3 separate regions of the Homo sapiens genome follow, and all the other regions are linked to region 3. A link is an interaction called in ENCODE POLR2A ChIA-PET data of the cell type or tissue named here. Cell type or tissue: PC-9. All regions are shown on one strand. Links, peaks and the distances in the headings refer to the core of each region. The heading gives the core; the rest is flanking DNA.

Region 1 (10,209 bases), core at 1,206-9,205, 230 kb before region 3:
CAAGTGAGAAGTGAGTGTGGAGGGGCTGGGGCTGCATGGATCTCTCCTATTTTTCTATAATGGCAGGATAAAGGGAAAACGAAAAGGAGGAACAGGTATGGGGTACAGATATTAAATTCCAATTAGGGAGTGTAGTGTTTAAGGGCCTCCTAAATATCCACTACCTGCAGTATCAGTGAAAATATGGCCTAGAGGCCAAGATAAAGAGAAGAATTGAAGGCACAGGCGGGAGAATGATCAATAGAAGGAAGGATTGAGTTGCAGTCTAGTGAGTGTCACAGGAGGAGAGAAAAGGGCTCATAAGGGGTCTCTGAGGGAGGCGGCATCAAGGAGATGGTTTGAGGAAGGGGTGATTAAGGAGACAAAGAAAGAGCAAGTAAAGGGGCGGGGGCAAATCCAGGAGAGAAGAGTGTCATGGAAGCTGGGTCGAGAAGTCTCCAGGCAGAGAAACGCCAGAGGCTGGGTTGCAGTAGGTCAAGGAGGGCATGGACAAATTGGATGTGGAAACAAGCATCACCTTCTCCAGCCAAAATCACTTGTGACTTCCACTTCTAGCTGTTTTACCAGACTAGCCCTCCCACCAAAAATAACCATGAATCTGGACAAAGTACGTGAGGCAGCTGTTTTCAGGGAGTGCAAGACTCAGATCCCTGTGGGAAGGGACGCTTAGGAGGTGAGCCCCGTGATTGCTCCGTGCTCCCCGACAGAGTTTTCTGACTGTGGCACACGGCACCGGAGTCTGGGCAGGGCACGGGGGTCATGTGGAGCTGAAGAGGTGGAGCAGCGGGAGCAGTGGGCATGCGTGGAGCCAAGCATTGGAGAAGAGGGAGCTGTGCACGCAGGGGTCCCAGAACCCCACACAGGAGCTCTGCAAGTCCTTGACTGACAACTAAGCTGCACATACAAAGGGAAGAACTGAGTCATGCCAAATTAGAGAGGCTTAGGAAACATTTTGGATGTTCCGTGCATCTGCAGTAACAAAACATGAACCCTAAGTAAGGAAGTTCAAAGTCATCTGCCAATAATTAAATTGCCTACTAAAACAATAATCAACATTCTTCAGAGGAAGTTAACACAATTTTGAGTTTCACAATATATTAGCCACAAAATCTAGTATTCAATTTTTAAAAAAAATTGCCAGGTATATAAGGAAATAGGAAAATGTGATGCCCAGGCAAGAATAAAGCAGACTATAGAACAGTAACTTAATCTAAAATGACCCAGATGTTGGGCTTAGCAGACTGTAATGTGGCGATTATAAATATGTCCAAATAATTAAAGTAAGATATAGTCTTAATCAGTGAGTATATAGGAAAACTCAGCCCCAAAATGGTATCTGGATACAAATTTTAAAACTAAAAAGTATAATAATTGAAATGAAAAATTCACTGGAAGGCTTAATAGCAGATTGGAGATAGTAGAAGAGTCGATAAACATGAAGACAGATCAATAAACATTATCTGAAGATCACAAGGAAAAAAGGCTGAAGGAAAGTGAATAGAGCCTGCGAACCTTGTGGAATAGTATCACATAATCTAACACATACGTAATCAGAGTCTCAAAGGAAAAGGTGTAGTAAAATTGGGGCAGAACAAATATGTGAAGAAATAATGGCCAAAACATCCCAAATTTGATGAAAAACATCAATTTACATATCCAGTAGTCTCAATAAACTCAAATCAGGATAAACAGAAAAAATAACAACACTCAGACACACAGTTCTGAAAACCTAAGAAAATTCTGAAAGCAGCTGGGTTTGCTGGGAGGTATAACATTACTTACAGGGAAACAAGTATAAGAATCATTACCAACTTCTCACCAGGAACAATGGAGGCAGAAACAATTGAATGGCATCATGAAAGTGCTGAAAGGAAAAAAGCTTCAACCAAAAAGATACTCATCTAGCAAAAATACCCTTTTAAAACAAGGTTGAAATGAAGACATTTAGACAAGACTGAGAATTCATTGACAGAAGACCTGTAATACAGTCAAAGCTATGGACATCCTCCAGGGCAAGGAAAATAATACCAGATGGAAACTGAGATCTACAGGAAGGACTAAGGAGCGCTACATGGAGAGATCCAGCAGACACCATCTTAACCATGCGATAGAAGAGTGGGACAAGTCAGCATTGTGAGCCCCCGATATAAATGCTGTAGGAAGAACACAGCATTGCCTCTGCATAGTTGATGAAATTATTAAGGCAGTAATGTCATAAGCAAACTTTGAATGGATCTGTGGATTCAATGGTAATATCAGATAAAGATCAATTTCCTGATTTTGACAGTTGTACTGTGTTCATATAGGAAAGGACCCTTGTTTTGCACAAGGGCTTAACGGGATGACGAAGAATCACATCTACAACTTGTTATTAAATGATTCAGGAAAAAAATACATTAGTATATATATAGAGAGAAAGACTGATAAGTCAAATGTAGTAAAGTATTAACAACTGGGGAATTTGGTTGAATAGTATATAGGAGCTCTTTTTACTATTTTGCAACTTTTCTGTAAATTTAAGATTACTTCAAAATAAAACAAACAAAAAAGCAGCAGCTCTGTAAGGGCATGAAGAAGGAAGAGGGCAACAGAATGGAGCAAGGGTACAGAAGGAAGATGACTTCCATAATGGTTTCTTAATGAGGTGGAATGTAAATAGAAAAGCACACAGATTACAAGTAAACATTCAGTAAATTTCCACCTTCACTCAGCACTTCAATTAAGAAAAGGAACAATATCTGCATACCTTATGTCCTCTCCCCTCCCATAGTGGTAGCTACTATCTCAACCTCTGCCAACATAGACTAGTATACCCTGGTTTTGAGGTTTAAATACGTAGAATTATAAAGTAGTTCCTCTTTTGTGTCTGGGAAAACCCCCAAATGTTATGTTTGTGATATTCAAATATGTTTCTGTATGTAGCAATAGCAACTTTTTCGTCTAGTCTAAATCATGTGTCTAGTCTAAATCATGTGAATTTATTTACATATATTTATACATTTATTATGTAAATCCCCATTCTACCGATAATGAACACCAGGGTGGTTTTCAGTTCTGAGCTGTTACGAATAATGCTATGACGAACATCTTTGTTCATGTCCTGGTGAACTTAAGCATCCATTTCTGTTCAGCAAATATCTAGGCATGGAATTTCTGGGTCACTGGGTATGTGGGTGCTCGCTTTTAATGGACACTGCCACAGGATTTCAAAGTGTGTTGACTTACATTCCCACAGCACAACACGAGAGTTCTGGTTGCTCCATAGTCTTGCAGATGACAACTGGTATTGTAAGATTTTTGGTCATTATAGTGAGTGTGGTCAGGGGTGGGGGGGCATATTACATTGTGGTTTTTAATTTTCATTTCCCTGAAGACTCATGAGGTGCTCTTAAGGATGAGTGCCTTTTCATGGGTTTTTGGACCATTTGGATATCCCTTTTTGTACAATGTAGTTCATGTTTTTAACATATTTTTCTATTGGATTGTCTTTTCCTTATTGATTTGTAGAAGTTCTTTCCTTCCTTCCTTTCTTTTCTCTTTCTTTCTTTTTCTTTCTTTCTTCTTTCTTTCATCTTTTTCTTGAGACAGGGTCTCACTCTGTCACTCAGGCTAGGGTGCAGTGGTGCCGTCACAATTCACTACAGCCTCGACCTCCTGGGCTCAAGCAATGCTCCCATCTCAGCCTCCCAAGTAGCTGGGACTACAGGTGTGCACCACCACTCCTGGTTAATTTTTTTTTTTTTTTTTTTTTTGTAGAGACGAGGTCTTACCCTATGGCCCAGGCTGGTCTCAAGCTCCTGGGTTCAAGCGATCCTCCCACCTCAGCCACTCAAAGTGCTAGATTACAGGCATAAGCCACCACACCCAACCTGTGGAAGCTCTTTATATATTCTGGATAGGAGTCCTTTGTCAGATACATTCACTGCAAATATCTTTTCCCACTCTGGCTTGTCTTTTCACCCTGTTTCACATTATTAATGATGTCTTTTGAGAAATATAAGTTCTTAATTTCAATGTGAGCAAATTTATCAGTTTTTTTGCTCAATGGCATTTGTGCTTTTTATATCCCACTTAAGAAATTACTATCTACTTCCAAGGTCATAAAGATGATCACCTATGGTTTATTTTCCTACAGCTTTATTGTCTGTTCCTTAGATTTAGTTCTACAATCCTTATGAATTAAGTGGGGGTGTTTGTGTTGTAAAGTAGACATCAAGATTTTCTTTCCATATATATATTCAATTCACCCGGGAATAATTTTATAAAAAATTATTTTCCCATTATATGATAAAGTGTTTCTGGACTCTGATTCATTCCGTTATTCTATTTGTCTGTACTTGACCAAGATCACACTGGATGATTCCTGTAGTTTTACAGTGAGTCTAGATGCATGGTAGTATAAGTCCTCCAGCTTTGATGTTGCTCCTCCTCCCCTTCTCATCCTTGTCCTCTTCCTCCTCCTCTACCTCCTCTTCCTTCTCCTTCTTCAAATTTATCTTACCTATTCTTGGTTCTTTGCAATTTCAAGTAGATTTTAGAATCAGTATGTCATTTACACACACACACACACACACGCACACAAGCGCGTGCACATACACACACCATCAAAACGCTTCTAGGATTTGGGGGTGGGGTGTGTGTGCACTAAAACTATAGCTCAGATTCCAGAGAATCAAAATTATTTAATATTGCATCTTGCAATCCACAAATATGGGATATATCCTTCCACTTATTTAGATGTACTTATCTCAGTAAATAATTTCCTGTGTAAACGTTTTGCATGTCTTTTGTTAGATTTACTACTAGGTATTTGTTGGTTTTGAACACTATTATAAATGATTTTTTTTTTTTTTTGAGATAGAGTCTCGTTCTGTCGCCCAGGCTGAAGTGCAGTGGCGCGATCTCGGCTCACTGCAACCTCTGCCTCCCGGATTCAAGCGATTCTCCTGCCTCAGCCTCCCAAGTAGCTGGGATTACAGGTGCCCACCACCATGCCTGGCTAATTTTTGTATTTTTAGTAGAGACGGGATTTCACCATGTTGGCCAGGCTGGTTTCAAACTCCTGACCTCAGGTGTTCCACCCACCTCGGCCTCCCAAAGTGCTGGGATTATAGGCATGAGCCACCATGCCCAGCTAATAAATGGTAATTTTTATATCTTTTTTTATTGTTTGTTGCTGATACATATAAGCACAATTTTAAAAATATCGACATTTGTACTAGTCAGCTCAGGCTACCATAACAAAATACCACAGACAGGGTGGCTTAAACAGCAGAGATTAGTGTTCCCACAGTTCTGGAGGCTGGAAGTTCAGGATCAGTGTGCCTGCATGGTTGGGTTCTGGTGAGGGCCCTCTTCCTGGCTTGCAGAGGGCTGTCATCTGGCTACCCATTGTCTGTGTATGGGGACAGAGAGATCTTTCTTCCTCTTCTTAGAAGGCCACCAATCCTATCAGATTAGGATGGCACCCATATGACCTCGTTTAACCTCAATTACTTCCTAAAGGCCCCACTCCAAACTGAATCACACTGGGGGTTAAGGCTTCAACACAGGAATTTTGGGAGGACACAATTCCATCCACAGCAACATTATAGCCAACAACCTTGCCAATTTTGCATATTAATTCTAAGAAGTTGCCTGAAATTCTTTTGCATAGTTGATGCACACAATGATGTCATCTGTAAATAATGACTTTTCTTTCTTCCTCTCCTCCCTTTAGGTCTGCTCGCCTTGCCTTTTGTGGTTGCTGGGCCCTCCAGGACAATGTCGAGTAGTATTGTGGGTATCCTCAGCTCATGCCAAATCTCAGGGGGAAGGTTTTAAATATTTCATCATTAAGAAGGTTTTTTATAGATACTTTTTTAACAGAATAAGAAAGCTCCCTTCTATTCCTAGGACATGATCTGAATAATTCTAATCTTTTGAAAATGTGTTGAAACTTATGGCTCAACCATATGATCAATTCTTGTAATGTTCCATATGCATCAGAAAAGCGTGCGTGCGCTGTCATGATTGGGTATGGCATTCTACAGCTGTCAAATATGTCAAGTTTGTTCATCACGTTAGGCAGGTATTCTACTTGCTGAGTTTTTTGTCTGCTGTTCTCTTATTTATTATAAGAGGAGGGTTAAAGTCTTCCACTGTGATTGCCAATTTTTCCTTCTCCTTTTAGCATTGTCAGTTTTTACTTTATATAATATGAAGTTATGTGCAGTTCATATAGATTTTTACATTGTATATTTTTGGTGAGTCCACCTTATCACTTTATGTTCCCCCTCCTCTACAGTTGTCCTATTTTCTTAATGTCTATTTCATTTAGTGATAGTACAGCTGCATTAACTTTCTTTTGATTAGTGCTTTCATGGTGTGCAGAAAAAGGTTAACTCATCAGGCTTGGTTGGTCCAGGGCCTGCACATGCCAAGAATGGACTTCCCCTTGGTAGGTTCCAGAGAGGCAACCCTTGGAATATCCTGCTTGAAAGCTTGTTTTTGTTTGCCTGAGACCTTGGGCCATGCTGTATCCATTAAGTCAGTGTTATGGACTGAATTTTGTTCCCCCAAAACTCATAGGTTGAAACCCTAACTCCCAGCACCTTAGAATGTGACTGTATGTGGGGATAGGGCCATTAAAGAGATAATTAATCATGCCTGTAACCCCGGCACTTTGGGAGGCCGAGGCAGGTGGATCACCTGAGATCAAGAGTTCGAGACAAGCCTGACCAACAGGTGAAACCCCATCTCTACTAAAAATACAAAAATTAGCTGGGTGTGGTGGCGGGCACCTGTAATCCCAGCTACTCTGGAAGCTGAGGCAGGAGAATTGCTTGAACCTGAGAGGTGGAGGTTGCAATGAGCCAAGATTGCCCCATTAAACTCCAGCCTGGGAGACAGAGCAAGACTCCATCTCAAAAAAAAAAAAAAAATGGTAATTAAGTTAAATGAGGCCCTAGGGTGAGCCTTAATCCAATCTGACAGATGTCCTTTCTAAGAGAGGAGAGTAGGACACACAGACACAAAGAGCAAAGACCACATGCAGACAAAGCAAGAAGACGGCCACCTGCAACCCAAGAGAGAGGCCTCAGGAGGAACCAACCCTGCTGACACTTGGGTCTTGGACTTCCAGCCTCCAGAACTGTGAGAAAATAAATTCCTGTTGTTTAAGCCCCTCAGTCTCTGGCATTTTGTTGTGGCAGTCCTATAAACCAGTAAAACCAGATAGCTTATGCTAACAATGTGGCTTTTGTGATGTGTGTCTGAGGTCCTGGGCTATGCTGTATCACTTTGGCCTCTTAGGGGCTGAGTAGCTAAGGTCAGTCATGCAGACAATTCCTGCCTATGTGACTGACACTCCGTAAAAACTCTGGACATCGAGGCTCAAATGAGCCTCCTCGATTGGCAGTACTTAGTATGTGATTGCACATAGTTGCTGGGAGAATTAAGCATACTCCAAGCAGCTTCACTAGGAGGGGACATTTGGATGCTTGTGCTCACTTTCCCCTGGACTTTGCTCATGTGCCTTTTCCATTAGGTGATTTTAATCTGTAACCTCCTGCTTTAAGAAACTGTGTGGGCCAGGTGCAGTGGCTCATGCCTGTAATCTCAGCACTGTGAGAGGCCCAGATGGGCAGATCACAAAGACAGGAGTTCGAGACCAGCCTGGCCAATATAGTGAAACTCTGTCTCTGCTAAAAATACAAAAATTAGCCAGGCGTAGTGGCACATGCCTGTAGTCCCAGCTACTTGGGAGGCTGAGGCAGAAGAAGTGCTTGAACCCGGGAGGCGGAGGTTGCAGTGATCCGAGATCGCGCCACTGCACTCCAGCCTGGGCGACAGAGTGAGACTCCGCCTCAAAAAAAAAAAAAAAAAGAAAAACTGTGCGATCATGAGTATAACAGCTCTTGTGAGGCCAGTGAGTCCTTCCAGTGAATCATCAAGTCAGAAAGTGGCCCCACAACATACACATGGTTATATTTTTTCATTCCTTTACCTTCAACTTTTCTGCATCCTTATACTTAAGATGTGTCTCTTGTAGCAACATATAGTTTAATTTTTTTTGGTTTTATTTTGTTTTCATTCAGTCTATCTTAGTCTTTTACTTGGGGTGTTTAGTCCATTTACATGTAAATGTATTTCCTGATATATTTTAGTTTATACCTACTATGTGAATTTTTTTCTTTGTCCCACCTGTTTTATATTCCTTTTCCTCTTTTTTGCCTTTCTTTGGATTAAACATTTTTTATTATTCCATTCTCCATACCTATCATTCTATTAGTTATGCATTTATTTACTATTATGTTATTACTTACTATTGACATCATTTTATTATTATTTCAGTGGTTACCCTTGATGACAAGATTCCAGAAGAACTCCCTGTACACATTAAAACATTTTTTTCCCTAAAAAATCTTCATTTTACCTTTATTTTTGAAGAATATTTTGGCTATAGAATTCTGTAGAATTCCAGGTTGGCAGTGATTTTTTCCAGCAGTTTAAAAATGTTATTTCTTTCCTTCTGACTCCAGTAATTTGTTTTGAAAAATCTGTCATCAGTCTGATTGTTACTCCTGTGGTTACCCTATTTTCCTCTGGCTTCTTTTAACATTTAAGATTGCCTTTGTATTTATCCTGCTTGGGGTTACTGAGTATCTTGAGTTTGTGGGTTGAAGGCATTAATTTGTTTCTAAAATGATCATACTCTAATATTGCTTCTGCTCCATCACCTTTCTTTTCTCCTTCTGGGTCTTCAGTTGTACATATATTAGAACTTTTCAACATGTTCCACATATCTCTTATACTCTTTTCTCTATTTTTTCATCTTTTAAAAATTCTTTGTGTATCAGTCTTGATATTTTCTGTTGTCCTGTCTTCTACTAATCCTCTTCTACTTCTACTAATCCTACCAGTCTACTTCCATTAGTCCTGTCTCCTGTTGTATTCCATCCATTCTTACATCTGTTGTATTCTAAATATCAGCTACTGTGTTTTCAACTCTGAGATTTATATATTTTTTCTTTAGTGAAATTGTCTATCTTGTTACCTGTTTTCTCTAAAATATTAATAGCTGTTTTAAAGTCTGTGTCTGATACCTCTAATATCTGTATCACCTGGGAATTTTGCCCTTTTTTTTTCTTGGTATGCTTATTACTTTTTAATTGAATGTTGGACATAGTGTGCAACAATTTATAGAAGCTCTGGATTCCATTAACTTCCTCCAGAGACCATTCACCTTATCCTTGGGGCAGCTACAGTGTGAGCAGACTACCTTCATCCAAAGCAGCATGAGGCAGGATTGCAGTCCTTTTACATCTCATTCTCTCTTTGCTTCATGCCCACCCCTAGGGTGTTGCCCTCCTGAGACCCCAGCTAGGGTCCTGAACTCCCATTTTTGTCTCTTCATAACCATGAGATCATAGAAAAACTTCATCTTTTCACTGGCTTTCTTATTAGCTCCTCACCATGTGTATTTAATACATGGGCAAATGCTTCAAGGGAAACCTCTGAGTTTGGGGCTCCTGGCCTCTTGGGTGCTGGCTATCCTGTCAGCTCTATAATTAATTTTTTATTCTCTTCTCCATGAAATTGCTGAAAGATCTGCTGGCTTCTCTGCCTCTTAAAGTAATAGTCCTATGCTCAGATTCCTAGCCTCTCTAAGAACTGGTCATCACCTGGAGGGGTAAATGATGTGCAGAATATCAGCTCATCTCTCTCCAATTCTCTTCTATTTGGAAACTTGGTTCCTTAAGCCCTGGTTATCTGCAGTTGTCCAGTGCCTTCAAACCAGTTTTTTTAATCTGGATTTTCTAGTTGTTCTCAGTGGGGTCAGTGATCTGCTCCAAATACTCCATTATAGCTGGAAATGGAAACTCGAGGAAGGGTAATTTTATAGATGGCACCAAATTGAATGTGTTTCTAGACAGAGTAAAGTGAACACATGAAAATAATTATGACAGCTCCCCCATATTGAGCTCTTACTATGTGCCAGACTTTGTGCTATGTGACTACATATATTATGTCATTTGATTTTTACAGCAAGCTTTTACAGCAAGGCTAGGTACTATATCTATTCCCATTTTACAGATGTGGAAACTGAGGCTTAAAGAGGCTAATTAACTTGTCCAATCAATCTTTTTATCCCCTGGAGGCAAAATGCATAGAAAAAATTTTGACTTTTAAAAAAATTGTGTATACATATGTGTGTGTGTATACATA
Region 2 (10,209 bases), core at 958-8,957, 210 kb after region 3:
AGGGGGATATCAGCTCTGCTTTATCTTTTTTTCTTTTCTTTTTTTTTTTTTTTTTTTGAGACGGAGTCTTGCTCTGTCGCCCAGGCTGGAGCACAGTGGTGTGATCTTTGCTCACTGCAACCTCTGCCTCCTGTGTTCAAGCGATTCTCCTGCCTCAGCCTCCTGAGTAGCTGGGACTACAGGCACAGGCCACCATGCCCGGCTAATTTTTTTTTTTTTGTATTTTTAGCAGAGACAGGGCTTCATCATGTTAGCCAGGATGGTCTTCATCTCCTGACCTTGTGATCTGACTGCCTCCGCTTCCCAAAGTGCTTTAATCACAGGTGTGAGCCACTGTGCCCAGCCATATCAGCTCTGCTTTTCTAAGGATCATGCCCATTGTAGATCAGTGAGTATCCTCATAGAGGCAGTGCCTTCTCACTGCATCCACACATGGCAAACAGGCAAACAGGCTCCCCCCTTTTCATGCATGTTGTACACTCTTTGCACTGCATCCTGTTAAACATTTCTCATGGCCAATGTCTCTCTGAGAATGTAGGCCATCTCTGGATCTGCTTCTATTGACTGTTGCCTCTCTGAATGATGGATCACATTATCTTGTTTTTTGGGGTGTCTGGATTAGGGTTCTCCAGACAAAGAGAATATATAGGGATCTATAGGGTGAGCTAGCAAGCTGGAGACCCAGGAGAGCAGAAGGCATGAGTTCCAGTCCAAAGGCCAGCAAGCTGAAGACATGGGGAGGACAAATGTTTCAGTTTCAATCTGAAGGCAGGAAAGAGTTGATGACCCAGTTTGAAGGCAGCCAGGCTGAAGAATTTGTCATTAAATGCTAGACCTTGTGTGTAAAAGAATATCAGAGGCCAGGCGTGGTGGCTCACACCTGTAATCCCAGCACTTTGGGAGGCAGAGGCAGGCAGATCACGTGAGGTCAGGAGTTCAAGACCAGCCTGGCCAATATGGTGAACCCCTGTCTCTACTAAAAAATACAAAACTTAGCCGGGTGTGGTGGCAAACACCTGTAGTCCCAGCTACTTGAGAGACTGAGGCAGAAGAATTGCTTAATCCTGGGAGGCCAAGGTTGCAGTGAGCCGAGATTATACCACTGCACTCTAGCTTGGGCAGCACAGTGAGACTCCATCTCAAAAAAAAAAAAAAGGAATAGCAGAGACTGAAGTAAATAGCAGTTCTGCTTGGAGAATTGCATACACCTTCCTCTGGCAGGCTGTTAGTGTTGGGGTCAAGCCCATCTAGTCTTCAGGGAGCTGGGTCTGGACTTTGCTGTGGAATTCAGTTCACCAAAGGCTTCACATTATTTGAGGGCAGACACCTTCCTTTATTGGTTTGGCATCTCCGTGTTTGCAGGGTTTGTTGCAGTCAGCCCTGTGCACCTGCACCCTAGCAGGGTAGCCTGCTGCTGCTCTCCCTTCCCTCTCCAATGAGAGATGGCTGCTGCCTGGCAATCAGTGCAACCCCTGGGAACACCTGTGGTGTTTCTCACACTGCTCCTTGCTTGCAGAATGTACTCACCCTGACAGGCCTCAGTTCTCTTGTCACAGCCCCCATGGTGGCCAGTGTAGGACATGTCCAGCAAGTTCCCACTAGAACTCTGGCTCTGCCCCCAGGTCTCACTCATGCCCCTCCCCAGGGGCACTCTCAGGCTCTCACTGCAAGGCCCCTTGTGTTAGGAGGGCTCCTCTCAGCACTCCTTCTCCACCTTCAGACTCCAGCATCTGTACCTCACGTAGGCTTCTTCGGTCTCTGGACTGGCCTCCACTCTCCCCCTTGAGCAGTGGGCGATGGCTCTTGGGAAAGAGTGGGTGAGTGGGTACAAACTCTCTTGCATCTGGTGCACCTAGAGGTTGACTGCAGTGGCAAGGCCAACGTCCTGGGTGTGAGTGTGCAGCTGCACAGACCCCATGCTCAGAAGGGCTTCGTGTTTGGTTTAATGCTTTGCTGTTACAGTCTTGAAATTCAATTCTTGTTAATTTTTGGATGAGGAGCCCCACATTTCATTTTGCTCTGGCCCTGGGCAGAGGGTTCATCTTCAGCTGCCGCTGTTTTCCCTCCTGCTTCATCCTCACCTCCTGCAATTCTGCCTTTGGCATCAGAAGCCAAGATGATCACCTCAGGGACCAAAATCACCCCAGGAACCTGGAGAACTGGGCCTTGTGGGAAATGTTGACCTTACATTTGGTGGTAGGACCCAAACCCATACCAGAGCTAAATTTGAGTTATTGCGCAGTTGAATACAGGACATGGCCAAATGAACACAAACTGTGCACTCAAAAAAAATCAGGAGAGTCCGAGTGTGGTGACTCATGCCTGTAATCACAGCACTTTGGGAGGCTGAGGCGGGTGGATTGCTTGAGCCCAGGAGTTTGAGACAAGCCAGGGCAACATGGTGAAACCCTGTCTCTACTAAAAATGCAAAAATTAGCTGGGCATAGTGGCACACACCTGTAGTCCAACCTACTTGGGAGGCTGAGGCAGGAGGATCACTTGAGCCTGGGAGGTGGAGGCTGCAGTGAGCCAAGATTGTGCCACTGCACTCCAACCTGGGCGACAGAGTAAGACTCTGTCTCAGAAAAAAAGAATAACAATAGTAAAAATAAATATTTAGGCTGAGCGCGGTGGCTCACGCCTGTAATCCCAGCACTTTGGGAGGCTGAAGTGGGTGGATCACCTGACGTCAGGAGTTCGAGACCAGCCTGGTCAATGGTTTTTTTTTTTTTTTTGAGACGGAGTCTCGCTCTGTCGCCCAGGCTGGAGTGCAGTGGCGCTATCTCGGCTCACTGCAAACTCTGCCTCCCGGGTTCACGCCATTCTCCTGCTCAGCCTCCCGAGTAGCTGGGACTACAGGCACCCGCCACCACGCCTGGCTAATTTTTTGTATTTTTAGTAAAGATAGGGTTTCACCGTGTTAGCCAGGATGGTCTCGATCTCCTGACCTTGTGATCCACCCGCCTCGGCCTCCCAAAGTGCTGGGATTACAGGCGTGAGCCACCACACCTGGCCTGGCCAACGGTTTTCAACATGGTAAAACCCTGTCTTTACTAAAAATACAAAAATTAGCTGGGTGTGGTGGCATGTGCCTGTAATCCCAGCTACTTGGGAGGCTGAAGCAGGAGAATTGCTTGAACCCAGGAGGCGGAGGTTGCAGTGAGCCAAGATCACACCACTGCACTCCAGCCTGGGCAACAGAACGAGACTCTGTCTCAAAAATAAATAAATAAATAAGGTCGGGTGCGGTGGCTCATACCTGTAATCTCAGCACTTTGGGAGGCCGAGGCAGGCGGATCACCTGAGGTTGGGAGTTCGAGAACAGGCTGGCCAACGTGGAGAAACCCTGTCTCTACTAAAAATACAAAATTAGTTGGGCATAGTGGCGCATGCCTATAATCCCTGCTACTCAGGAGGCTGAGGAAGGAGAATCGCTTGAACCCGGGAGGCGGAGGTTGCAGTGAGCCAAGATCGTGCCATTGCATTCCAGCTTGGACAACAACAGTGAAATTCCGTCTCAAAAAATAAGAATATAAATAAAAAAATAAATAAATATTCAAAGGACTGCTGTGAGAATTTAACAATGACCAACCATTAGGGCCAGGTGCAGTGGCTCACACCTGTAATCCCAGCACTTTGGGAGGCTGAGGTGGGTGGATCACCTGTGGTCAGGAGTTTGAGACCAGCTTGGCCAACGTGGCGAAACCCTGTCTCTATTAGAAGTACAAAAAATTAGCTGGGCATGGTGGCGGGCACCTGTAATTCCTGCTACTCGGAAGGCTGAGGCAGCAGAATCACTTGAACCTGGGAGGCAGAGGTTGCAGTGAGCAGAGATCGTGCCATTGCACTCCAGCCTTGGCAACAAGAGGGAGACACCGTCTCAAAAAACAAAACAAAACTAAATAAAAAAACCCAATGACCATTAATAACAGCAACTAACACTTTCTAGGATTCTGTGTTTACTAACTGAAGACTTATTTCTGGGGTTTTTTGTTTTTGATATTGTGGCCCTTCCTGTTAGGGAAATTCCCCACCTTCTGAGCTCAAGTGGAAGGCAAAGTCTGAAGACCTTAGACACCGAGGCCTGAAGGCACAGGCGGAGATTAAGGGCTCAACCCAGCAGGTGCATCCTCCCCGCCCCCAACTTCAACTTTAGCATCGCCCCAGAGGGGTGCTTCAGGGCTGGGTCCACTGAAGAGTTGGTAGAGTCCTCCTCAGGCCCATGCTGGGCTCTGTTTGTGCCAGCTCCCCAGGTGCCCAAGGACTCTCCAGTCACTCCCTTCCCTCCTGAGTGAGGTCATAAGTGCATCAGACATCCACCCATTGTCTACACAACAGGCTTCTCTCTTGCCTTCTTCCTTACTATCAGGACCTTGAGTGGTGTGGGCAGCCACAGGCCCAATCAAAATACAGTTGACCCTTAGCCGGGCATGCTGGCTGCACCTGTAGTCTCAGCTACTCAGGAGGCTCAGGCAGGATTGCTTGAGCCCAGCAGCTCAAGGCTATAATGTACTACGATTGTGTCTGTGAATAGCCACTGTACTCCAGCCTAGGCAACATAGCAAGACCCTATCTCTAAAAAGAAAAATACAGTTGACCTTTGAACAACATGGACGTTAGGGATGCTGATACTCTTTACAGTCAAAAATCCACATATAACCTTTGACTCCTCAAAAAGCCTATTTAGGCCAGGTGCGGTGGCTCACACCTGTAATCCCAACACTTTGGGAGGCTGAGGGCAGATCACTTGAGGTCAAGAGTTTGAGATCAGCCTGGCCAACATGGTGAAACACCATGTCGTTCAAGGTCAACTGTAGTTATCTTCCTGAATGCTTATAGCCAAGAGTGGAAGCTGCCGAGTGGGGCTCCTGGGAAACTTTTGAAACAGGACAGATGGTGGTGGCTCCTCCCTCAACTTTTGCCCTTCTTCCTTCTTTCCTGGTTTTCCTGTCCAATCCCAGGCACCTGTTGTTGCAGTTTTGTGTCCTGTGGCTTTCCTATGTAGAAAGACTATTCAGGGGTTATTATATGTTAACAACTGATATTTAATTCATTAAAGCTACAATTTTAATTAAAGCAATTTTTTTTTGTAGAGATGGGAGGGGTCTCACTATGTTGCCCAGACTGGTCTCAAACTCCTGGGCTCAAGCAGTCCTCCCACCTTGGCTTCCCAAAGTGCGAGGTTATGGGTGTGAGCCACTGTGCCCAGCCTAAACTACAATTTTGTTTTTTATTATTTTATTTTAAAAACATCAGGTTAGTAAAAAATAAACTATAATTTTAAAACCTACTTCTTTCCTGGGTTTTAAGTTTACCTTAGAAATAATATTAGTCTCTTTATAAGTATAGCAAATTTGAACTCTTTGAACATATTTGCAAACTTTTTTTTTTTTTTTTTTTTTGAGACGGAGTCTCTCTCCGTCTCCTTGCTCAGGCTGGAGTGCAGTGGCACGATCTTGGCTCACTCCAACCTCTGTCTCCCAGGTTCAAATGATTCTCCTGCCTCAGCCTTCTCAGTAGCTGGGATTACAGGCGCCCGTCACCATGGCTGGCTAATTTTTGTATTTTTAGTAGAGATGGGGTTTCTCCATGTTGGTCAAGCTGGTCTTGAACTCCTGACCTCAGGTGATCCACCTCCCTCGGCCTCCCAAAGTGCTAGGATTACAGGTGTGAGCCACTGCGCCCAGGCATCTTCTAACATCTTAAACTACATTTAACAATGTAATAAATTTGATTTCCAATTAAAGTATGTAATTGTCCAAATTAACAAAGAAAACCTCCCTGACTATTAAATAACTCTAATAAACTTTTAAATATGTTGAACTTAAAGTTATCTTAAATATTAAAATGCAGGCCAGGCACGGTGGCTCATGTGTAATCCCAGCACCTTGGGAGGCTGAGGTGGGCGGATCACGTGAGGTTGGGAGTTCGAGACCAGCCTCACCAACTGGAGAAACCCCGTCTCTACTAAAAAATACAAAATTAGCTGGGCGTGGTGGCGCATGCCTGTAATCCCAGCTACTGGGGAGGCTGAGGCAGGAGAATCGCTTGAACCCGGAAGGCGGAGGTTGCTGTGAGCTGAGATCGCGCCATTGCACCCCAGCCTGGGCAACAAGAGCGAAACTCTGTCTCGAAAATAAATAAATAGGCTGGGTGTGGTGGCTCATGCCTGTAATCCCAGCACTTTGGGAGACCGAGGCAGGCGGATCACGAGGTCAGGAGATCGAGACCATCCTGGCTAACACAGTGAAACCCCGTCTCTACTAAAAATACAAAAAATTAGCCAGGCAAGGTGGCGGGCGCCTGTAGTCCCAGCTACTCGGGAGGCTGAGGCAGGAGAATGGCGTGAACCCCGGGGGCGGAGCCTGCAGTGAGCCGAGATCGTGCCACTGCACTCCAGTCTGGGCGACAGCGAGACTCTGTCTCAAAAAAAACACAAAAAAACAAAAAAAAAAAAAACAAAAAATTAGCCAGGCGTGGTGGCGGGCGCCTGTGGTCCCAGCTACTCGGGAGGCTGAGGCAGGAGAATGGCGTGAACCCAGGAGGCAGAGCTTGCAGTGAGCTGAGATTGTGCCACTGCACTCCAGCCTGGGCGACAGAGCGAGACTCCGTCTCAAAAAAAAAAAAAATGCAATAAGTTTTGTGATATTTCAATTAAAAATCACAAGTCTCAGTCAACTTTTGCCCACATATGCGCTTACTGGGCGGGAACAGGGAGTTGCTAAATAGAGCACAGGTTTCTTTTGGAGTGAAAGAAAATTTCTATTACTAGATTGTGATGTTTGCGCAATTCTGAATTTACTAAAAATTATTAAATTGTATGCTTAAAACAAGTGAATTTGAGGGTGTGTAAACAACACCTCAACAAAGCTGTTGAAAATGGATACATAAACCAAAGTGAGAAAAAAACTACTATATGTTTTAATTAAAATTAAATAACTATCCCTTTTTAAATGGAACTATAGGTTGTTGCTGTAAAAAAACAAATTCACTTAAGTATTACAACTCCTGAACGCATGCCTGAGGTATGCAACACACCTGCCTATGTGTGTGACAGCTAGACTCTGGCCTGGCTGTGGACAGTGTCCTTTTGGCTGCCCCGGGTGCCTGCCATAGAAAGACCTCTATGCTTGAGGACAGCACAGACCTGTTTTCCTTCCACTCACTGTTCTTTCTCCATGCCCTCCCTGGGTGGAATGTGCGGGTCTCTTTTGCTTCTTCTTCTAAACGCTTTTATATTTGATGAAATCCTCATTTATATTAATATAAATGTCTTTTCTGGGCCAGGTGCTGCGACTCACACCTGTAATCTCAACAGTTTGGGAAGCCGAGGCAAGAAGATTACTTGAGCCCGGGAGTTTGAGACCAGCCTGACAACATAGCAAATAAAATTCTTTTTAAAAAATTAACTGGTGTAGTGGTACATGCCTGTGGTCCTGGCTGCTCAGGAGGCTGAGGTGGGAGGATCAACACTGCACTCCAGCCTGGGCAACAGGGTAAGACCCTGTTTCAAAAAGAAAAAAAATAAAGATTAATGTCTCTGACCATTTCTGTGCTTGACAGGCATTTAGGAATCTTTCATATACTTCAGGGCCTGCATAACTCTTAGGGCTAATAATGTGATACCTATTTGAATTTGTTATTCCACATTGCTTTTCTGACTTCTGATCACCACTTAGTAGGTCCATTCTACTAAGAGCACCTTTGAGTTGCTCTTTGCCTCTGGATTTTTTATTGTATGAGACAAATAAACTCCTGTCTAAGCCAGTATTGATGAAGTTTTCTACTGCTTGCTAGAAAACTTGGTTGGTTTTTTTTCTTTGTTTGTTTGTTTTGAGAAAGTTCTGCTATGTTGCCCAGGCTGGAGTGCAGTGGCTCGATCTTGGCTCACTGCAACCTCAACCTTCCAGGTTTAAGAGATTCTCGTGCCTCAACCTCCCGAGTAGCTGGGAATACAGGTGCACACCACCACCCAGCTAATTTTTGTATTCTTAGTAGAGATGGAGTTTCACCATGTTGGCCAGGCTGGTCTTGAACTCCTGACCTCAGGTGATCCGACTGCCTTGGCCTCCCAAAGTGCTGGGATTACAGGTGTGAGCCACTGTGCCTGACTGAGAACTTGGTTTAGAATCATCTGAGAATTTGAGTCATGGGAAAGGATGAGGTTCATCTTGGAGGGTATGTAAGGAAACAAAACAAGATCAAATGCTTAATTCTGACAGAGGAGAAATTTGTGAAAAAGCTAAAGGGGAAATGGTAAAGGAAACATGAGAGAAAAGTCAAAGCCATCAAGGAAAGGAAGCTTTCCAATCAAGGAGGTGATGAAACCTGTCTGATGCAGGCAGTGTCAGACCTGCAAAAAGCACCTGGGTTTGTGGGCTGAGAGGTCACTGATGGTCTCAGCAGAAGCGGTTTCCATTCAGCCTGGAGAGCAGAGGCACCAAGCTAGGCCTTGGGCAAGAGGCACAGAGAAGACAAGTTACTACCCAAAGTCGTCTGTTTTCATAATTTTGAATACCCTAATTTTTTCCCTGGTTACCTTCTCTCTTGCTCAGGCACATTTTTGAGATAAGCATTTGTTTATAAGATGCTATATGATCAGGAGCTACAGTTGAGTTTCAGAGTTCTGCTTGCTGGCATGGAACACCTCCATCTAGCCAGAACAGGGCACTGTTGAGTTCAGCTGGATTTGCTTTTGGTCTGATTCATCCAAATAAGGCATGGACAGCTCCACATTCCTGAGGTTCTGTGTCTGCTGATATTTTCCACAGTTAGACAGTCCCACTCAACAGATAATGTCAGAAAAGGAACCCCCAGAATATCAGCTCCCCACTTAACAAACAAAACATGAACATTTGTATTCTTGAGTGTACATACCCCATGCCTGTGTAGATGAAATGACAAGAACTAGGACTTTGCTGTGACAATGCTGACGGTGACAAAAAGGCAGGACTTCAAATAGTAGCGAGAGGGAGGACAAGTCACAAGGATGTATTCATTTATTTGTTTTGAGACGAAGTCTCAGTCTGTCACCCACGCTGGAGTGCAGTGGCTCGATCTTGGCTCACTACAACCTCCACCTCCCAGGTTCAAGCGATTCCCCTGCCTTAGCCTCCTGAGCAGCTGGGACTACAGGAGCCCACCACCATACCAGGCTAATATTTGTATTTTTAGTAGAGACGGGGTTTCGCCATGTTGGCCAGGCTGGTCTTGAACTCCTGACCTCAAGTGATCCACCTGCCTCGGCCTCCCAAAGTTCTGGGATTACAGGTATGAGCCACTGTACCCAGCCGGATGTATTTATTTTTATTTTTATTTTTATTTTTGAGACAGGGTCTTGCTCTGTTACCCAGGCTGGAGTGTAGTGGCACCATCATGGCTCACTGCAGCCTCAACCTCCTGGGCTCAAGTGATCCTCCCATCTCAGCCTCCCGAGTAGCTGGGACTATAGGTATGCACCACCGTGCTTGGCTAATTTTTATTTTTAAAAATGTTTTGACCGGGCACAGTGGTTCATGCCTGTAATCCCAGCACTTTGGGAGGCTGAGGCAGGCGGATCACCTGAGGTCAGGAGTTCGAGACCAGCCTGACCAACATGATGAATCCCATCTCTACTAAAAATATAAAATTAGCTGGGCATGGTGGTGCATGCCTGTAATCCCAGCTACTTGGGAGGCTGAGGCAGGAGAATTGCTTGAAGCCAGGACGTGGAGGTTGCAGTGAGCCAAGATCACGCCATTCATTGACCTCCAGCCTGGGCTTCAAGAGTAAAACTCACTCTGTCTCAAAAAATAAATAAATAAATAAATAAATAAATAAATAAAAATAAAATAGGCCGGGCATGGTGGCTCACACCTGTAATCCCAGCACTTTGGGAGGCCGAAGTGGGTGGATCACCTGAGGTTGGGAGCTTAAGACCAGCCTGACCAACACGAGAAACCCCATCTCTACTAAAAATACAAAATTAGCCGGGAGTGATGGCGCATGCCTGTAATCCCAGCTACTTGTAAGGCTGAGGCAGGAGAATTGCTTGAACCCAGGAGGCGGAGGTTGCAGTGAGCCGAGATCAAGCCATTGCACTCCGTCAAGAGCGAAACTCTGTCTCAAACAAATAAAAATAAAAAATAAAAGAAAATACATATTTTTTTGTAGAAGCAGGGTTTCCCTCTGTTGCCCAGGCTGGTGTTGAACTCCTGGGCTCAACCGATC
Region 3 (10,209 bases), core at 1,095-9,094:
GCCAGGCTCTTACCTCCACTGAGAAGCTCCTCAATCTTGCCTAAGTGGAACTGCTCCGTGGGAAGCACAAAGGTTAAGACTATGCCTGGGTTGTTAGCGCGTGCTGTCCTGCAAGGGAAGACAGTGCAGCTTGCATCTCCAACCCGCAGGCTCTGTCCAGCACACCCCAAGTCCCTCAGTGTGCCTACCATGCAGATGCCTGGGCCGTCACACTACTACCTGCCAGCTCGATGGATGTAGGCCTCAGGGGTTGGGGGAAGATCAAAGTTGAGCACAGCAGACACATGGTGGAAGTCTATGCCCCGGGCCACACCTGCTTCCGGATCAGAGGCCCTGCAGAGATAACTCAATGTCAGCCGGACCCTTCCTCTCCTCTGGGCACGTATTCACACGCTGAATCAGCAAAACTTCCTCTAAATGCCTGTAGATCATAAGACCCTGACATACAGAGGACTCTCCAACAATGGAACCGTTCCAGGAGTCAGGGTTTCCTGGGGCAGCCTGGAGCTTTGACATGTACCCAAATCTCGGCCTGACCTCTGTTCTGGGACAACAGCAGAACTCATTGCCCTACATGGTGATCTGAAAACCAACTCTGAGCTAGTCAAGCCTTCAGCTGGACAGAGACTGGAGAGTTGGGGGGTTCCTTTTCCCTTCAGAAATATGCTCCCTGCAAGTCACAGCCATACCACCAATGCAGGATGGGCCATCTCCCCTGCAGGGCTCTGCATGCCAACAACCCCGGCAGTTTTGCCCTTCGTGGTGCATGTGCAGTGTGCACCATCCACTCCCTTCTCTATATCCAGGCAGCTGAGCAAGAACCTGTGGGGCTCTCTGGGCTACACTACCAGCCAGGCCTGGAAGGTTTGGCTCCCTGCTCTGTGCACTCTGGTTTTAGTCTTCCAAAAAGCTAAAAACACAGGCATTTCTGGGGAGGGATGGAAAAAGAGGCATGGACTCACTTGTCCCCTTTGGGCCCTCGGCCCCGACGCTTGCCCTTGACTGGGGCCCCCAGGACTTCAGCATCAGTTGCTATGACACAGTCGTAGAAGCCTTGGTTGAACTGTGAGATGATGTGGCACCTGCAGCCAAGAGCGGACAGAGAATCAGCTCAGCAGAGCAAGCTCAAGGCCCCTCTGCCATCCCTAGTATCACAGTAACCATCACCCTTTCCTTTTTCCTCTTCTTAATCTCTTTCCCTACTTAATCATTGTGCCTCAGTTTCCTCAGCTGGAAATAATTATAGGGTTTTGTTTTTTTGAGACAGAGTTTCACTCCTGTTGCCCAGGCTGGAGTGCAATGGCACGATCTTGGCTCACTGCAACCTCCACCTCCCGGGCTCAAGCAATTCTCCTATCTCAGCTTCCTGAGTAGCTGGGATTACAGGTGCCTGCCACCATGTCCAGCTAATTTTTGTATTTTTAGTAGAGACGGGGTTTCACCATGCTGGCCAGGCTGGTCTTGAACTCCCGACCTCAGGCGATCCGCCCACCTCGGCCTCCCAAAGTGCTGAGATTACAGCAGGCATAAGCCATGGTGCCCGGCCATGATAGGTATTTTGGAGTTGGGAGAAGTCAGTATCAGTCACATCTAGAACCTGGCCCCTACTAAGTGCTTAAGAAACAGAACATTAACTGGGTCCCCTTTCCATCTCTATCTTCAACTTATTTCAACCAAGATGTTGGCTGTGGCAGACCTGGAGCGCAGTGGAAGCTCTCCATTGAGCACACAGGTGGGGATGCTGAACTGTTCCAAGAACAGGCGTAGCCGGTAACTCCGTTCTAGAGTGTTGACAAAGAGCAGAGACTTGCCCCGAATCAATGACAGCTTGAGCAGGGCATACAGCAGGAGGAATTTGTCTTCCTCAGTCTCACAGACCACCTGAAACTGCTGTAACTGGTCTGGCCCAGGCAGCTGGGACTCCTGTAACTTAAGGGTAACCTGGGGGAGAAAACAGGCCTGTGGTCAGAAAGGAAAAGAACACAGAGATGTATGGCCACTTACTCACCAACCAAAGCATCAACATTTTAGTGCAGGGCAGAGATGCATTTAAGGATTCCTGGCACCCTAACTCTCCTCCAGTTTTGTAACCTAAAACCCCAAAATGCCCTTATTGTTGTGGTATATAGAGTATACCATATAAACCATATATAAAATACTTCCAAGCACAGAACAAAGAGAAACACATCAATAAAGGACTACATTGAGAAGGGAAGGCCTACAGCAACAGGCCTTCTGAAAGGTAAAGTTTACTTAAGATGAGAACCTTGGCCTTAGAATTTTGGCTCTGCTGCTCAAAGCTGCCCCTTAGGGGAGGTCCTTGCTCAGGATTTTAGGCAAAGCATGGCCTGAAATGGGAGACATCCCTTGTGGACACTTGGAAATATATAGTGATTTTAGACCACTGGCTTTTAGTGCCTCAGGACCAGGGATGAGACACTAAGTGACAACTGTCCCACCCAAAACACCAAAGAATCCCCTAAGAAGGAGCATCAAGATCTTTGAGTGCCCCCATGTCTGCAGCTCCAGACACTTCCATGGTGCCTCTTACCGGGTTATGTAATATCAGCTCCTTGAGTGCTTGTACGTCCTCGTTAAAAGTAGCTGACATGAGAAAAGCCTGGTAAATCCGGGGCAAGTGACTGAAATGAAAGAATCCAATCAGATTCCAGCTCCAAGGGCCGCTAATTGTAGTAACTGGCTTCCAGCCACCCCGCTCTCGTCCCAACTCCTACTCACAGATGTTTCCACTAGGAATCACACCCACCTCTGCCTTACCAGAGGAGACTCTTGAGCTCTTCTTCAAAGCCAAAGGAAAAAAGAAGGTCAGCTTCGTCCACCACCAAAAGCTCCAGGGAGTCACGAAGTTTCAGGCTGTCTTGCTGCAAGTGGCTTAATATGCGAGATGGGGTCCCTACTACCACATCTGGCTTCTCCATCAGCACAGCTCTGGAGGTGGACAAGACATCAGTATCAGGCAGAATGTAGCAGCTGGGATCTCACCCTGGATTTGCTCTCTTTTTTGCCACACACAAACCCAACCCCACAACACTGTGTAGCTTCATTCAGGTACAGCTTTGCTGCTTTTACCCACCTCTGAGAGACTGAGTCTTCAGCAGCTGAGACATTGGCCACTCGGACATCCCGAGCACAGTAGGTAGCCAGCTGCTGAATCATGGACTGTGCTTGCCGTGCCAGCTCCTTGGTAGGAACAAGAACAAGGCCTCTCACTGCCTGTTCTACCACCGGACCTGTCTGTAAGAATATGAATTAAAGACTTTAGCCAGCAGTGCACATCACTGTGTCCACGTGTCTCTACCCCTTCCAGCCTACCTGACCCATCTGCTGCAACACTACTTAGCAGTACTTTGATCATCTATCACTCTGCCCGCCTCAGAATGCAGAGTGGAGAGTTCTTTCCCCAGGCACTGACCCTCAAAAAGAATAACGTACTCTGATGTTTATGAAGCTACTTTAAATATACTAGTTATGAAGCTAAATTCTCACAATAATTCTGTAAGTAGAAAAGATAGATGTGCTCCCTTTTTATGTAAGAAAGAAAAGAAAGTGCTTTGTCGAAGATTACGCAAAGGTTGGTGGTAGCAGGGCCGGACAAGGATCCAGGTAACCTGAACTCCAGCCCAGAGTGTTTGCCACAACAGCACCAGGTTCTCAGGCCGGCCTGCACGGGTACAGGGCCAAGAGAAAACCTCAGACAAACGGGAACCGCCCTTCCCAGGCTTTTGGAGCTTGCCTCCTTCCTCCCCTCAGCTCTCTCGTTACCCACCGCCTTCCTATGGAGCAACAGCTGCAGCATCGGAATAGCATAAGCGGCCGTCTTCCCGGAGCCCGTGCGGGCCCGAGCCAGGAGGTCCTTCCCTTCTAGGGCCAGTGGGATGGCCTTCTCCTGGATCAGCGTAGGTCGCGACCAGCCCAGATCGGTGACAGCCTAGGAGACCAGGAGTGCGGTTTAAGCGGCGTGAAGAGCGATGGCGCGCCCCGCAGAGCCCGTAAGCCGGCTCCCCAGCCCTCGCGTGTACCTGAAGGAGCCGGGGATCGAGGCCCATGTGTTCGAAGCCCAGTGCTTCAGAGTCCTCCATGGCGCTGCTCAGTAGCGCAGCACGCACGCGCTGCAGGAAAAACGCCACCGACGCGAGCGGGAGCAAAGCAACAACCAATCGGCTTCGGAGACGAAGTCACTTCCCGGAAGTGCTGGCGGCCTAGGCTTCCGGTACTCGGACGGAGCTCTGCGACTGCGCAGTCCCTAGGACTGGGTCTAGTAGGAGGCGGTGGAGCGGCCGTGCTGGGGTCGACGGGGTACTTTGGACTACAGAGCCGCTCCACTGGCTCTTCCGGCGTTCCCGGACGCCGCTGACGCACCTGATTCTCGCGACCTGCAGGAGAAGCCTCGGCCGGGGCGAGGGCCGAGGTCGTGACGGGCATGACCGTCTCTCTGCTTGGTTAGGGTTAGTGTCCCGCCGGGCACATCACCCTATGAATGGAGCCACTGAGATAGACTGGGCTGAGGAGAACCGGTTGGAATAATGAGCCATGGCAGCAACTGCCTGAGAGAGAGGACCGGCGGGTTGCTGTAGGGCTCCCTAACCGGACTGCCTGTCAGAAACCTGCACAGCTTGGTTTCTGTTCTTTGTGTCCCAAATCTGACTCGGGTCACCAGTTAAGACCCGTGTCAGACTTCTGACCTACAGACTTGCGTCGTTTTAAGCCAGTAAATTTGTGGTAATTTGTTACAGTAGCAATAGGAAAATAATACAGGTGAGGACTAAGAATCCTAATCACAAATCTTTTTTTTTTTTTGAGACATGGTCTGACTGTCACCCAGGCTGGCGCGATCTCAGGCTCAAGTGGTCCTCCCACCTCAGTCTCCTGGAAAGCTAAGACTACAGGCACGCACCACCACGTCCAGTTAGCGTGTATGTATGTATGTACGTACGTGTGTGTGTGTGTGTATGTGTATATATGTAACTCCTCCTCCCCTCCCCCCTCCCCTTCTCTTCTTTTCTTTCTAGATGGGGTTTCGCCACGTTGCCCAGGACGGTTTTGAACTCCTGGGGCCAAGCGATCTGCCTTCCTCGGCCTCCCAAAGTGCTGGGATTGCAGGTGCGAGCCACTGCTCCTGGCCCATAAGTCTTTCAGTGTAGAAGAGGGAAGCAGAAGAGGTCAAAGTGGTGCCATGTGAGAGCTCAACCCACCCTTGCTGGAGGAAGGGAGCCAGAGCCAAGCTGGAAAAGGCAAGGAAACAACCTTTGTGATTACATTAGGCCCATCCAGATGATCCAGGATAATTTATTTTACAGTCATCTGATTAGCAACTTAATTCTCTTCTGTCATGTTAGGTAACATATTCATATGTTTCAGAGTGGTAGGCCATTATTCTACCTACCATACCACCCAACACAAATCTACATTAAGACTATATCTGAGTGTTGCACAGGAATCTATGTCAACAAGCTTCCAGGATGATCCTGTGCATCCTATCTGATGCAGCCCAGCATCTGAGTACCAGAGACTAGCATCTGGCTGTTAGGTTAGGAGAGATCAGCTCATGCACCAACAGGTAGTCATGCTGGGACCAAATGATGAAGATAGGTACAACTAGTCCCAGTGAGAGCTGGGGAATTGGGCTGGGATAATAGAGGATGTTAAGAATGGAGTGTCCCCTCAACCCCAGAACTTTTTTTTCTTTTTTTGTGGTAAGGAGGGAGAAGGCTGTTTGGTAAGGATGTTGTAAACTCTGAGAAAGCAAGAATTTCAAAAGTCAAGGGTAGTATTGGGGGGAAAATCACTAGAATTTGTGTGTGTGTACCCTAACTACTGTTTTGGTTTTGTTTTTGTTTTTTAGAAGGAGTCTCACTCTGTCGCCCAGGCTGGAGTGCAGTGGCATGATCTCAGCTCACTGCAAGCTCCACCTCCCGAGTTCACGCCATTCTCTTGCCTCAGCCTCCCGAGTAGCTGGGACTACAGGCACCTGCCACCACGCCCGGCTAATTTTTTGTATTTTTAGTAGAGACAGGGTTTCACCGTTGTTAGCCAGGATGGTCTCGATCTCCTGACCTTGTGATCCGCCCGCCTCGGCCTCCCAAAGTGCTGGGATTACAGGCGTGAGCCACCGCGCCCAGGCCCTAACTGCTGTTTTTTAAAAAACTTTTTAGGTCACAACCTATCTGTAAATATGACACACCAGTATGGAAATCCTTATTCTTCTCACAGCCACCAGCTATTGGCCCATCCACTGACTATCCCAATTCCACCTGCCTTATCAGTGGAAAGGTGAAATGTATGCCCACTTTTTCCTCACACCATTCCCCTTTCTATCAAAAACTACCAAGAGAAACCCAGGACCTACCAAAATAGTTAAGATGTGCTCCACTGTGTCTACTGCCAGCCAAACCTGTTGAAGGCTGGCTCAACCCTAATCTGTGCCTTCCTGTCTTCTCACAAACGTAGTCTGATTTGCTGGCTAGATTTCTAGTAACAGCCACAGAGCAGAAATGTGTCCCTTCCCAATATGTCACATAATCCCCAAGAGCCTCAGGCCAGAAGTCCACAACATGTAACTAGTTCAAAGGATAAAATTTTTCTCTGCATTAATTCTAACATGAGGAATACTGAAAACTCTTTTAAACATCTGAAGAATTTCAGCAATTCACAATTCACCTTACTGGAGTGTTACACTGTCATCCAGATTTAGAAACAGGAGGATATAAAACTATTAAATGGAAAAGCCTAGAGAACTAAATTGCATTTTTTTTTTTTTTTCTGAGACAGAGTCTCCCTCTGCCCCCCAGGCTGGAGTGCAGTGGCTCGATTTCTGCTCACTGCAACCTCCTCCCGGGTTCAAGCGATTCTCCTGCCTTAGCTTCCTGAATAGCTGGGATTACAGGCACACACTACCATGCCTGGCTAATTTTTATACTTTTAGTAGAGAGGGGTTTTCACCATGTTGGCCAGCCTGGTCTCAAACTGCTGACCTCAGGCGATCCCCCTGCCTTGGCCTCCCAAAGTGCTGGGATTATAGGCGTGAGCCACCCCACCTGGCCCTAAATTGCATTTTTTTTTTTGTTTTTTTTTTTCAGATGGGATCACTGTTGCCCAGACTGGAGTGCAGTGGCACGATCATGGCTCACCGCAGCCTTGACCTCCCGGGCTCAAGTGATCTTTCCACCTCAGCCTCTCAAGTAGCTGGGACTATAGGCATGTGCCACCAGCTAAATTTTTTGTATTTTTTGCAGAGACAAGATTTCGCCATGTTGCCCAGGCTGGTCTCGAACTCCTGGGCTATAGGGATCCACCCACCTTGGCTTCCCAAAGTGCTAGGATTACAGGCGTGAGCCACCGTGCCCAGCCCACATGTATTTTTAAGAGTAAAAATAGCCAGGCACAGTGGAGTATACCTGTAGTACCAGCTACTTGGGAGGGTAAGGTAGGAGGATCACTTGAACCTGGGAGCTCAAGGTTGCTTTGAGCTGTGATGGCACCACTGCACTCCAGCCTTGGGGACAGAGCAAGACCCCATCACCTGTGCCCGGCCAGCTCACACCTGTAATCCCAGCACTTTGGGAGGCGAGACGGGTCACCTGCGGTCAGGAATTCAAGACCAGCCTGGTCAACATGGTGAAACCCTGTCTCTACTAAAAATACAAAAATTAGCTGGGCATGGTGGCGGGCGCCTATAATCCCAGCTACTCGGGAGTCTGAGGCAGGAGAATCTCTTGAACTCAGGAGGTGGAGGTTGCAGTGAGCCAAGATTGCACCACTGCACTCCAGCCTGGGCGACAGAGTGAGACTCCATCTCAAAAATAAATAAATGAATAAGATAAAATAAAAATACAAAAATTAGCCGGGTGTAGTGGTGGGTGTCTGTAATCCCAGCTACTCAGAAGTTGAGGCAGAACTGCTTGAACCCGGGAGGCAGAGGTTGCAGTGAGCCAAGATCATGCCACTGCACTCCAGCCTGGGCGACAGAGCAAGACTGTCTCAAAAAATAAAATAAATAAAAATTTTAAAAATACATAAATATATATATAAATAGGTACATATATGGTATAGGACATAAGAAATAACAAAAGGAGAAGAATTTAGTTCTGTAGGTCAGATAATTTAATAAATATTTCAAATAAATATATAATAAAAACTGAAATAAAATGTCAAGAATGGGGAACTAATGGTATTAAGTTTTATATAGAAGGGCATGAGGGAAGTGTATTAAAATTTGTTCAAATTTATGACTGAGAGGGCTAAGAAGGTACTTAATTTCCTCAGATGATACTTTGCGAACATGTGGTCTATTTGGTTGACCTTTGCAAATAGTTGAACAACCACACCGTGTATTCCCATACCCCCTAGACTGCCTGTCCAGGCCAAGCCTTAGTACCACGAGTCCACAGTGAAGTCCACTCCAGGTTATCTGCATAGGTAGCCCAGGCACCTTTCCTCTTTTCCTTTAGGTGCCTCCCCTCTACCCACAACCTCTTATTTCATCTCAAACACAGCTATTACAACATGTTTTATTTCACTGGAAAATTCTGTAAAGAACTAAATCTGGTTCCCTTGAAGAAAACATTTAGCACAGCTTAAATAAAAGTTGAGAAGGAGGGTAAGAGTGCATTGCCCCATTCTAGCTCTGTTGCTACCTTACCTCTGACTCTAAGGCCCTGTGGGATGAAAAGCAGGTATCCAAAAGAACTCTGCTTGGCCCTCTGATACGGCCTTGAGGTCAGCCCTGGTGCCTGCTTTCTGGCCCACAGACCGCTGAAATCCTAGGAGCTGCCATGGGAGTTACCAAAAATATGTGAATAAACTGAATGCAGAGGCTGAGGCAGGTGGATCAACTGAGGTCAGGAGTCTAAGACCAGCCTGGCCAACATGGTAAAACCCCATCTCTACTAAAAATACAAAAATTAGCTGAGCGTGGTGGCGGGCACCTGTAATCCCAGCTACTCAGGAGACTGAGGCAGGAGAATCATTTGAACCCGGGAGGCAGATGTTGCCAGTGAGCTGAGATCACGCCATTGCACTCCAGCCTGGGCGACAAGAGCAAAACTCAAAAAAAAAAAAAAAAAAAAAAAAGGAAAAACAAAACCCAGAATGCAGAAACTGCATTGGTATTTTGAGCTAGTTACAGGCAGTAACACTTCTACTAGGAAGGAAAATATATAATTTATCCAAAAATAGTTCTAAGATTTAGAAAAACATCTCAATCCTCTAGGGCCAAGACCTGCCCCTTATTTACATTCACAAAGCCATTAAGTGAACCCAGAACTGACCAGCAGACAGTGAGGCAGGGCCTGCTCTGTGGCACATGCCAGTCACCTACTGCGTAAGTGGACAAAGAGAAAGCAGAAGGTAATGGAGAGAGTTTTCATTTGCTTATTTAGTGAAAAACAGAGGAAAATCACTCGAGGCAAAAGAAGCAGGACTGAGTCCTGGGTTAGTTCTGATTCCTCACAAGCCCTAAGACAAGATTTTGAAAGATTGGACTAATGTCATGTGTCCTTAAGAACCAGGGTCAGCAAGTGGCTGATCTGAATGGTTTGTGGCCATGGAACCAATGTGACTTATTCTTTTTCATTTTTTTCCCTAAAAATCCAGGTGGATAAAGGACTGTGTGGGGAAAGTACCAAATAAATGAGGTAAAAAGGAAGGGTCATACAAAGAGGGCACTACACCAGCTTCTTGGCCTCAAAGAAGCTCTTGAGGTGACGCATCTGCCAGATGCCAGTGAGGATGAGGATGACAGTCTGAGCAATGGACCACCATAGGACCCTCTGGTTGGTGCTCTCGCTCGTCAGTCGGAAGCGCTCTTCACGATACTGTGTGGGGCAACACAGGGTTAAGTGAGCAGGAGAAACAGTCTGGCTGTTGTGAGGTCCCTCCCTGCGTGTAATTACTCAACTCCAGGACCAAACTCCTTTTGGAATACTATCTGTGACTCCATTAGGAGTGCTATGGTCTCCCCACTGAGGCTGCCCCAAGAAAGGGACAGGCTGTCCCTCCACAAGCATCTCTGTTAGGACTGAAATCATGATCCTACCATTTCCAACAAGAGTCCAAGAAAAACAGGTAGGCAATGGCTATTACTAGATTGTGAACTGTCCTTTCTTCATTTTATTTTATAGAGCTTAAAAATGACTACTGAAAGCGAAATGTGGCACATGCATACAATGGAATATTAGCCTTAAGAAATTC

What was found. Peaks named below come from ENCODE experiments on the same cell type or tissue, not always from the same donor. Only the 100,000 strongest peaks of a DNase experiment are listed, where the experiment ranks them.
Region 1: POLR2A ChIA-PET joins it to region 3 with 10 read pairs; 3 of 35 experiments call an interaction of 5 or more read pairs at or near these places.
Region 2: POLR2A ChIA-PET joins it to region 3 with 14 read pairs; 22 of 35 experiments call an interaction of 5 or more read pairs at or near these places.

What each region holds. Positions count from the first base shown.
Region 1 is chr7:44,335,936-44,346,144 of GRCh38, forward strand. No RefSeq gene overlaps it. Among named protein-coding and RNA genes, the nearest start is that of CAMK2B, 15 kb to the left of the region's middle. RefSeq lists an enhancer at 2,904-2,973. In PC-9, for the core only: no CTCF peak of the experiment used is centred there; no DNase peak of the experiment used is centred there; H3K27me3 peaks cover 1,089 bases.
Region 2 is chr7:44,783,090-44,793,298 of GRCh38, forward strand. No RefSeq gene overlaps it. Among named protein-coding and RNA genes, the nearest start is that of PPIA, 8.5 kb to the right of the region's middle. RefSeq lists enhancers at 3,721-4,225, 4,226-4,729. In PC-9, for the core only: no CTCF peak of the experiment used is centred there; no DNase peak of the experiment used is centred there.
Region 3 is chr7:44,569,796-44,580,004 of GRCh38, forward strand. DDX56 (DEAD-box helicase 56) reads right to left here and starts at 4,113. Exons shown (of 14, transcript NM_019082.4): 1 at 4,041-4,113; 2 at 3,788-3,949; 3 at 3,095-3,255; 4 at 2,779-2,949; 5 at 2,552-2,642; 6 at 1,697-1,941; 7 at 963-1,082; 8 at 220-333; 9 at 14-108. The coding sequence starts at 4,100. It overlaps TMED4 (transmembrane p24 trafficking protein 4), which reads right to left. Exons shown (of 5, transcript NM_182547.4): 5 at 8,099-9,833. The coding sequence ends at 9,684. RefSeq lists an enhancer at 3,730-3,879. In PC-9, for the core only: no CTCF peak of the experiment used is centred there; a DNase peak (open chromatin) is centred at 4,206; H3K4me3 peaks cover 2,972 bases; H3K27ac peaks cover 1,500 bases.